Regions from separate parts of the Homo sapiens genome. Here regions 1 and 3 are each linked to region 2. The links are chromatin contacts, found by Hi-C or POLR2A ChIA-PET in ENCODE. All regions are on one chromosome and are shown on one strand. The core of a region is the stretch at or near the end of the contact, and the rest is flanking DNA. Distances in the headings are between cores, read along the strand shown. Region 1 overlaps NAMA (non-protein coding RNA, associated with MAP kinase pathway and growth arrest). Region 2 overlaps LOC101928438 (a long non-coding RNA gene). Region 3 has its middle 23 kb from the start of SEC61B.

What was found. A loop is a pair of places that touch in the nucleus more often than their neighbours do. ChIA-PET counts read pairs that join two places held with the same protein, here RNA polymerase II (POLR2A). Pooled maps may share reads with other maps.
Region 1: a pooled map shows a loop between it and region 2 (4-fold over the local background). The contact joins two enhancer-like sites. A Hi-C loop is called at or near these places in 2 of 37 single-sample maps with no recorded cell type and 2 of 50 pooled maps. POLR2A ChIA-PET finds 5 or more read pairs at or near these places in 1 of 52 experiments (Panc1).
Region 3: a loop to region 2 is called in a pooled map, with 5 times the contacts of the local background. The contact joins two enhancer-like sites. A Hi-C loop is called at or near these places in 1 of 37 single-sample maps with no recorded cell type and 3 of 50 pooled maps. POLR2A ChIA-PET finds 5 or more read pairs at or near these places in 1 of 52 experiments (OCI-LY7).

The regions. Positions count from the first base shown.
Region 1 is chr9:99,366,716-99,369,857 of GRCh38, reverse strand. NAMA (non-protein coding RNA, associated with MAP kinase pathway and growth arrest) reads left to right here. Exons shown (of 6, transcript NR_102271.1): 4 at 2,050-2,197. The region is part of intron 2 of LOC124902232 (a long non-coding RNA gene); the gene reads right to left. Among named protein-coding and RNA genes, the nearest start is that of NAMA, 7.0 kb to the left of the region's middle. RefSeq lists enhancers at 188-769, 1,256-1,305. Within about 2 kb of position 1,302, at least 15 of the 41 ENCODE cell types and tissues checked have a DNase peak (open chromatin) inside an H3K27ac peak, as active enhancers do.
Region 2 is chr9:99,659,032-99,661,791 of GRCh38, reverse strand. The region is part of intron 3 of LOC101928438 (a long non-coding RNA gene); the gene reads left to right. Among named protein-coding and RNA genes, the nearest start is that of NR4A3, 160 kb to the left of the region's middle. Within about 2 kb of position 1,476, at least 2 of the 41 ENCODE cell types and tissues checked have a DNase peak (open chromatin) inside an H3K27ac peak, as active enhancers do.
Region 3 is chr9:99,243,760-99,246,634 of GRCh38, reverse strand. No RefSeq gene overlaps it. Among named protein-coding and RNA genes, the nearest start is that of SEC61B, 23 kb to the right of the region's middle. Within about 2 kb of position 1,579, at least 3 of the 41 ENCODE cell types and tissues checked have a DNase peak (open chromatin) inside an H3K27ac peak, as active enhancers do.

The sequences.
Region 1 (3,142 bases), core at 53-2,552, 290 kb after region 2:
CTGTTGAGAGCATTTTGAGTGGGGCAGTGACACTGCTGGCTCTGCATTTTGGAAAGGTGGTTTTCAGAGCAGTTTGGATGATGCTGGGGAGTAGCTGACAGGTTGAAGATCAGTCCTGAGGAGCAGGTCAGTGAAACATGATAAGGGCATTGGCATTCAGTCTGGGGCGTGAGCAGTGAGGCGGTCACCCAGGCTGGCTTGAGGGGCAGCACAAGCACACAAGCCCAAATCATATCCGAGGAGAAGTGCAGATCCACTTGGAGGAGCCAGGTTTGCCTTACATCCAAGAGGCAAGCTCAAGGCTAGTGATGAGCCAGAGGGCAGGGGCAGAGCAGATGAAGGGACTCCATGAGAGCGCAGGGCCAGGGTGGGACGCCAGGGCCGCTAGTGTGAGGGCTACTGCTGGAAAGGGCCGCAGGGCCCGAATTGAATGTGGGTGTGCATGAGTGCATGTATGTGTGTTGGGCGTATGTGTGGATAGTGATGCATGCATGCACATGTCCTGGGCTGGGAGGAGAGGGCACTGGGTTAAAGGGTGACAGACTAGGGGATAATGAGGGCCCCCAAAGGCTTGGAGGGGAGACACACAGGCAGGAGTAGGTCTTAACACCCACATGGGCACTCAACCCTTGGCCATCTCTGTAGCTGCAGAAAGCAGAGCAGTGAGCTTCCCAAAACAGTTTTGTTGCCTTGGTCATGCATCATACTGGAAGGCAGCGCCTGCAGCAACTCCCAGCTGTCCAGCTCAGGAGTCCCGCCACTGTGCCCCAGGCACCTACTTAGCACGTGATACCAGAGACACAGACATGAAAACCCGGTCTTAAAAACAAAAACAAAAACAAAAAACTTGAATCAAACTCCTTTCCGGCACTTTCCACTGATTTTCTAGACGTTTGTCCTCTGTGCTCAGGGCTGAGGAAACCGGCTTGCCTGCAGGCTGGTCGTTCCAGGGGGTTCCTTTGAAAACTTCCTGCGGTGTCCAGGAGCGAGCAGCCTGCTGCACACAGGACGCAATGCCTGCTGAAATCCCAGATGAAAGTGAGCGGCATCGCCGAGACAAGGCTAGATCCTTTTCAGCACAGCGATCCCTTCCTTCCTCCTTTCCTCCCACAGCTCGGCTAGAGTTTTCTGCCCAGAGGAACTCTGTGAGAGCGTTTCAGAGCCATCCGGGCCGCTTGCCCCCAATAGGGCTACGCTGGCTGGCTGACCCCCCTCCTGCTGGGGGGTACTGTACCCACGGCCCGGGGCTTCTCTATCCCTCTCCTCCCCTCCCGCTGCTGACGCACGCTTCCTATAATAAGCCTCTGTTACTTGGAGCAGGGGCGGCTCCGTAGTAAGCCGAAACCGCTACTATATTTACACCCTTTCCACATTTAGACAAAGGCTATTTTTAACAGAAGGTCTATTTGTGGGGGTTGCCCACGTCACACTGTTCACATGCATCTCACCATCCTCAGTCTGTTCTTCTGATTTCACACTTGTACCGGGCCTCTCTCCTTCTCTCTCTCCCCTTCTCTCCATCATTTTTCTTTCGTTTATTTCTTCCTTTCTCCAATGTCCTTCCTTTCTTTAATCAGATTGAGGTCTTTGGCAGGCTATTTTGCCAGAGTCCTTCAGGGGACAGCGAGGCCCTGTCCTCACGGAGCAGAGTGGGCAGTGCGGCCACGTGCTGGGCTGTGAACTGTTCTTGGCACCTACTGTGGGGACCAGCAGAGACCCCAGTCCCCAGAGGCTCCATATGGGCCTGTTCTGCCTCCAAGTTTATGTGGGCAGGATGCTGGGATCATGACAGCCTGGCCTTTTCTCCTCATGCCAGTCTAGTTTTATTGGTGGGAGAGGAGAGTGTGTGTGTGTGTGTGTGTGTGTGTGTGTGTGTGTGTGTGTGTGTGTGTGTGTTGGGGAAGGGGTGGTGAGCAAGGTCAGAGGAAAATAAGTCAATGGGGTCATCATTCATGCAGAACACTTTTTCAACTTAAATATTAATTTTATCAGATTTGTCTAAGATGACAGAGTTTTTGTTTGGGTGAAAGGAGGTTTCATATTTCCTAGATTCATAATCCACTTAGGAAAAAGGAGGGGGGATGCACGGAGTTAGCACATATTAAGTGCCTGCTGTAGTCAAGCCCTGTTGGACACCAGGGACATCTGGACCTTGACAACGGAGCGAAGGGGTGGTCCTGCCTGCACCAGGTTTCAGGTGAGGAGATTGAGGCCCACAGAGATCCGGGACTGGCCTCACTTAGCTGGTAAGTGGCTGTGCTGGGACTTAAATCTATGTGTCTGGCTACCAACTGCATGCTGGCCCCAAATCTCAGACCTCCCCCATTGTTACTTTTTCGGCTCTCTAAAAAATCAGCAATCTTCATTAACACTGTTTCTGTTATTTTCTTTCCCTCGTTCTGCTCCTCTCCTCACCCTCCCACCCCAATGAGAAGAGACCTTTCCCACCTCAGAACCCCATCTGCACTTCCTTGGTCTACTTCTTCAGTTGATGAGTCATCTGAAATACAGACATGTCAGAATCTAAAAAGGACACCAGAAAAGGCCTTGTGGGCACTAAAGGGTCCCAGAGAAACCCCATGTTGTCAAATCCCATGTTTTTCCTCCCAACAGTCAATTTGGATTATAGCTTACTGCATTTTTGAGAGAGGAGAGCTGAGATTTGAATCCACATCAGACTGTGCTGGAAACAGAATACAGAGCCCATCGTAGGATGTACTTCCCTCTGTAGCCTAGTTTCTGAAAGTGTCATTAAACATGTGGGAACCAAATGCCCCCTGAGTCCCCATATTCAAGCCTTTAAAATTGCAGATTCTGGTTCAGACATTTCCTGGAGACTCTGATAAGAGATTATTGTCTTCTTCGTGTCCTAGTGTCAGGGGTCCTGAGCCCAGGAGTCTAGCAGCTGTAACATGAGGCCAAGTCACATTCATCCCTAAAATAGAGATAATAATGTCCCTTGCCCACTCACCCACTTCACAATTTGCAGAGATGTTGCAATTAGAGAATGCATGTGAGTGTGCTGCTTTGAAAGCTGGCAAACGCGACAAGACTGCTAGTCACTAGTGCTGATGTTTTCATCCTTAGTGAGGATGTGAGAGAGGGCTCAGGAAGGCCAGGTGACATGTACAAGGTCACACAG
Region 2 (2,760 bases), core at 227-2,726:
GGAGTTTCTCCTGCAGTTAGCAGAATGTCAGTGAATAAACAAATAAAATACATGTATTGTGTGGGATTAAAACAGTAGCAAAAGGGATTATTGAAATTACTCAGTCCCACTTTTATGGTTTTTCTAATGCTTGTTTTAGCTGTTTTTATCTAAACAGCTGTTTTAGCTGTTTGAGGGAAGTGAAGTCCTGGAATCTCTCTGCCTCAACAATGTACACTAGAGTATTGAAAACAATTATGATTTATCTTGCCAGAAGATACTTTTCTTTTCCCACCTTGATAACCCTTGGTGTTAAAGTGAGAGACAATATGGTATAGTGGAGAGTGTTTTAGACTCAGATTTGCATTTAGGCTTCATAAGAGTGGGAAATCATTCCTTTTTCATACAGCTAGTATGATAATTAAGTCAGTTAACACCTATGGTAGCTTTTTTTTTTAAGTACTAGCAATATAAGCCATTATTATTTCTTAGGCTGATGCAACAAATAATCCAGAAATATCTGACTCTAGTCTTTCTTGATGTAGTTAAATATTTATTTTGTTTTCCATGGTGTTTGCCCTTTAAGCAATAACAATAAAAGAAAAAGAGATAATTATCTTTAAGAGAAATTAGCATCCAAAACGCCTCAGCTACTATATCTTTTGTCACTTAGCTAGTGCATGGCTTACAGTGGATGTTCAATACATGTTGAGCATCCACTGTTGAATGAGGAATGAATGGAATAGATTTATCCCACCCTTAAGATAGAAGGATAGTCATGGTGACTTTTTAGCAGAGAGAACCACAATTCGCTGACCACTCTTAAAAAGCATCTGTGAAGCCGTGATCAACTAGGGCTAGGGCTCTCCATACACTGTGTATGATATATGTTATTAGGTTTCAGATTGGCTTGTATTAGTTCTAACCAATCGGTACATTTTAATTAATGAAGTTTAACATTTGTTGAGTACTTTGTAGTTCATGAAGCACTTTCGTGTCAATATGTCCTAGAATATTATGGAGTCTTACTGATCCTATATAACATAGATGAGGAAATAAAATTTAAAGAAATTAAGTAACTTGTTTAAGGTAACATAGAAAGCGAGAAGCAGAATCTTGCTGTGAACTCAGGTCATCTGGGTCCAAGCTCAGGGCACCATGACCTGAGACTCCTGCCCTGGCCGCTGCTACTGTGGTGCTTAAGCGTTTTGCCTCTGAGTTTCTGCAGTGCCTAGGATGAGATACTGGGAGGCAATTTGGTTTTGGAGGTGCGGAGGGGGAAGCTGGCTGTTCCACAGTTGCTTGCTGAGCCATCTGCTCTCTCTTCCTCTTCAGAAATGATGCATTTGTTACTGTGGGCTGCTTTTGCTGAATACTTGGATTATGTCACTTTCTCTGTTTGTCACATGTGGGGCATTTGGTGACATGCAACTCAGCCTACATTGGTTTTCCTACGTAATGTGATGGGTACAGGCACATTTGCTTTCATTTCAATGTCTGAACAATTTTAATGCCATTTAGACAAGAGTCACATGTCTGTGCAACAATAGAAGACTTCTCACTTTCAACTTCCTTTTTTTGTACAGTGCTAATAGAAATTGGGGGGAAAATTACATACACACATGTGCACACACATACGACACAAACAAACCAAAGGATCCTATCGATTAAGTTGGACACTGGTCAACTGTGTCATGGAGTTTTGTACTAGTAGCAGTACTTGTGTGTGCAGGTTTATCTGTTACAATTTAGTATCCAAATCTGTTCATGTTTAGTAATAATTATTAACAATTATCCTGGAATAATTTGTAAGTGAACCGGTGGTTGCAAGGCTTATGTGTGGGTGGGAGAATTAATTTTTATCTCTGTGGGAATATTTGGTAAGATGATTAGGAAGCAACAGACTTAGGTTAGTGCTGCTGCTGATTTGCTTTATGGCCTTGGGGAAGTGATTTCACCTCTTTAGGCCCAGTTATTCTGTCTATAAAATGATGAGTACAAAAGGTCTCTGATAATTCCAGCTCTGTGGATCTATAATTAATTGACCTTGTAATATATAGGAATTAGAGAAGACATACATGGGGTATATTTTCTGAGAATAGAGAAATGGCTTCAAACATTCTGTTTTTTTCTTTGTGAGTAGAAAGAAGAATTATAGGAGAGGTGTCAGGTTGCGCAGATATCTCTGAGCGTGGCTAGGGTATGGAGCTTATTGTTTAGATATAATGTCTATATAAGCAACATTTTGTCAAACAAAAGACTGAAAAATTCTTTTTTTTTCATTCATTTTCATTTCTGAGAATGTTGAGTGCCTTCATGGTTTATTAGGGTATTTAGAATCCCACAAAACTTGATGGGTGGTAACTTATCTCAAGTTGGATTTATTAAGTTCTTCGCTGTTCAAATATATAGTGAGTGCTTACTATGCACCAACCACTGTACTTGATGCTGGAGGTTCAAGGGTGAATTTAATTCATTATTTGACCTCAAGGGATTCCTAATCTGATGACAAAGGCAGGTCTGTAAACAGTACAAGTGCAATAACAAGAAGAATGTACAAATTAACATGGTTGGCAAGGAAGAAGGAGGAAGCAACCTGCTGGGAAAGACTGATGAAGAAAAGATAACACAAAGTAGATCTTAAATGATGGGAAGATTATTTCCAGGTGGAAGTAGTATACGAAGGACAGGCTAAGCCAAAGGAACAAGAGATAGGAAGATACAGAGGTGTGAAATGCATGTGCAATATTGGGCAGTAACAAATAGTGTAGTGTGGCTGGA
Region 3 (2,875 bases), core at 330-2,829, 420 kb after region 2:
ACCGACATGATGCAAAAAAAAAAAAAAAAGTTCCCATCCTGGCTTACATGGTGAAACCCCGTCTCTACTAAAAATATTTTAAAAATTAGCCGGGCGTAGTGACGGGCGCCTGTAGTCCCAGCTACTTAGGAGGCTGAGGCAGGGGAATGGCGTGAACCCGGGAGGCGGAGCTTGCAGTGAGCGGAGATCACGACACGGCACTCAAGCCTGGGCGACAGAGCGAGACTACGTCTCGAAAAAACAAAAAAAAGTTTTTGATTTTTGAAAAAAATCAACTGTGTGCTTGCTTCTTCAAAAAGAAGACTATACCAGGGCAGAAGATATTCCTATAAATACTTATGATTGACATCTGTAAATATTTATAGTATTAACTTTTTGTGGACACACAGTAGGGTGGGGCGGGGGTACTGGCATCCAGGGGAAGGGTAGATGTTTTCGTTGTTTCTATCCTGTAAGGACTGTCTGATGGCTACAAGTGTTAACGAAAAGCCAAACTGTATTGATCACATTTAAAAGCTCTCTCTCCAGAGTGGGCTATGCCACACTGCAGTATATTTATACAACGGAATACTCTATAGCTATTAAAATGAATAAAACATAGCTACATGGTACAACAGGGGTGAATCTCACAAACAAAGCAAAAAATGCAAGTCACGAAGAAGACATACAGTGTGATTTCATTCATATAAAATTCACAAACAGCTAAGTCCACTCTATCATACTGCGATGCATACATACATCGTAAAATCAAAAAGAAAAGCAAGAAAATGATTCTCACAAAAGGGAGGCTGGTGATGACCTGGGGAGGGGACACTGGGAGGTTAGGGGTGCTTGCAAAGCTCCCTTTCCTGGCCTGAGTGGTGGTTACACAGGGGTTTCCTTAATTATAATGTAATTTGTGTAATTACAATGCATTAAGATGTATTTTTTAAAAACATTTTCTCTTCGTATAGATCACATTACTCAAAAAAACGAGGAAAGCTGAAGCAAATATGACAATATTAACTAATCTCAATACCTGAATATCTGAATTAATTCAATTAATGAATTAATTGAATATCTCAAACTCTGCTGGGTCTATATCATTAATTATTATACTGCTATATGAAAAAAGCCAGGCCAAAAAAAAGATTACATACATTATATATGGAATTTGATATTCCATTTGTATAAATTTCCAGAAAATGCAACCTAACCTAGAGTGGGAGAAAGCAGACCAGTGGGTGCCCGGGGGCAGGGCTTTCAAAGGAGCCCAGGGAAACTGTTGGGGATGATAGATACGTTGATTATAATGATGGTTTTGCAGTGTATACTTTCATTAAAATGTATCAAGTTATACTCTTTAAATATGTGCAGTTTATTCTATGTCAGCTATACATCAACAAAGCAGTTAAAAAAAAACTCCCCTGTGCCTTTTCATATGTTTCTCATAGTCTTCAGTATGCATATACCGCTTTGGAAATGAGGAAGATACTTTTAAATGGTCAGAGAAACCTAAGTACCTTGAAGCTGTCTACCAGAGTTGTATGTATGCTTGTGGTCAGTCATGGGTTTCAATTATGTCAATGTATTTCTGTTCTGCTTTTGATAGAAAAAAGACCTCCACGCTCTTCCCTTCTGTCTTTTCTCCTCTCTCCCCTCTTTCTTTTCCCCTCTTCTCTCTGTCCCTCTCTCTCTCCCTCCCTTCCTTCTTCCCAGTCTCCCTTCCCCTTCTCTCTCCTTCTCCCCTTCTCCTCACTCTATTTCCTTTCTCTCTGTCCCTCTCTCTCCTCCCACCCTTCCTTATCAGTCTATTTCCTTTCTCTGTCTTTCTCTCTTTCTCTTTTTCTTTCTCTATCGCTCTTCTTCCCCCTCCTCTCTCTATCTCCCTCTCTCCTTTTCTCTTTGGTTCTCAGTCTTACTCTCTATCAGAAAACACTTTTCTTCAACTGAGCAGGCAGCTTTGGGAGACATGACAACACTCATAATAATGACAAACAATCATTTCTGTCATTTAATAGCATTTTATAGTTCACAACATGATTTCTCATATCTGTCTTCTGATTCTCACAACAATCCTTGGGTATAGTAACAGGAAAATAAAAAGCAACTGTAACCACTTCTGCCTTATAAGGAGGGTGGTAAATTTCACAACAGTGGGAAAGTAAATTTCTTTACTGCCCCTTCCACTTTCAGAGACTGTTAGTGAAGACAGCAGATGAAGGACAGAGACATTTCTTCTGCTCCAGTTCCCCACCCTTCAGCAATGGCATGGCCTCTTAGTTTTAATTAAAAAATGCATCCCTGGCTATGCAAAGATACATCCAGAGCTGAATTGAGGGTTGCGGCAAACACTGCTGTTGGCCTATCCAAAATATATTCTTTAGGGCCCTGACTTTTTGGTGAGCAGAAATGTGTCCCCACTAAAAAATTAGATTTCTTATCCTCCCTTCTAGATAAGAGCGGTCATGTGACTACCTTCAGGCTAATGGAATGAAGAAACTATTGTGTAGGATTGGAAATGCTCCCTAAAAAAGTGGCTGACTCTGTTGGCAGGTCTCTTGTTGACCTTCCTTCTTCCTCTACCCGAAATATGGATGTAATAACTGGTGCTGCGGCAGCCACTCTGCAGGTATGAGGTGGCCTTGATTGAGGACAGTGAGCTTGTGCTAAGTACACCAAAACAGAAACACAAGAGGAGATAAGGACATTAATGAGATGGTAGCATTACCACATCAGCCCTGGAATGCTTCTGTGGTTTGGATGTGTCCCCTCACCTCAAATTCAGGCGTTGCCAATGTAATATATTTAGTGTGGCTTTTTAGAGGTGGTCAGGTTATGAGGGCTTCTTCTTTGTTAGTGGAATTAAGGTCATTTTTAAAAAGCCTTCACACAG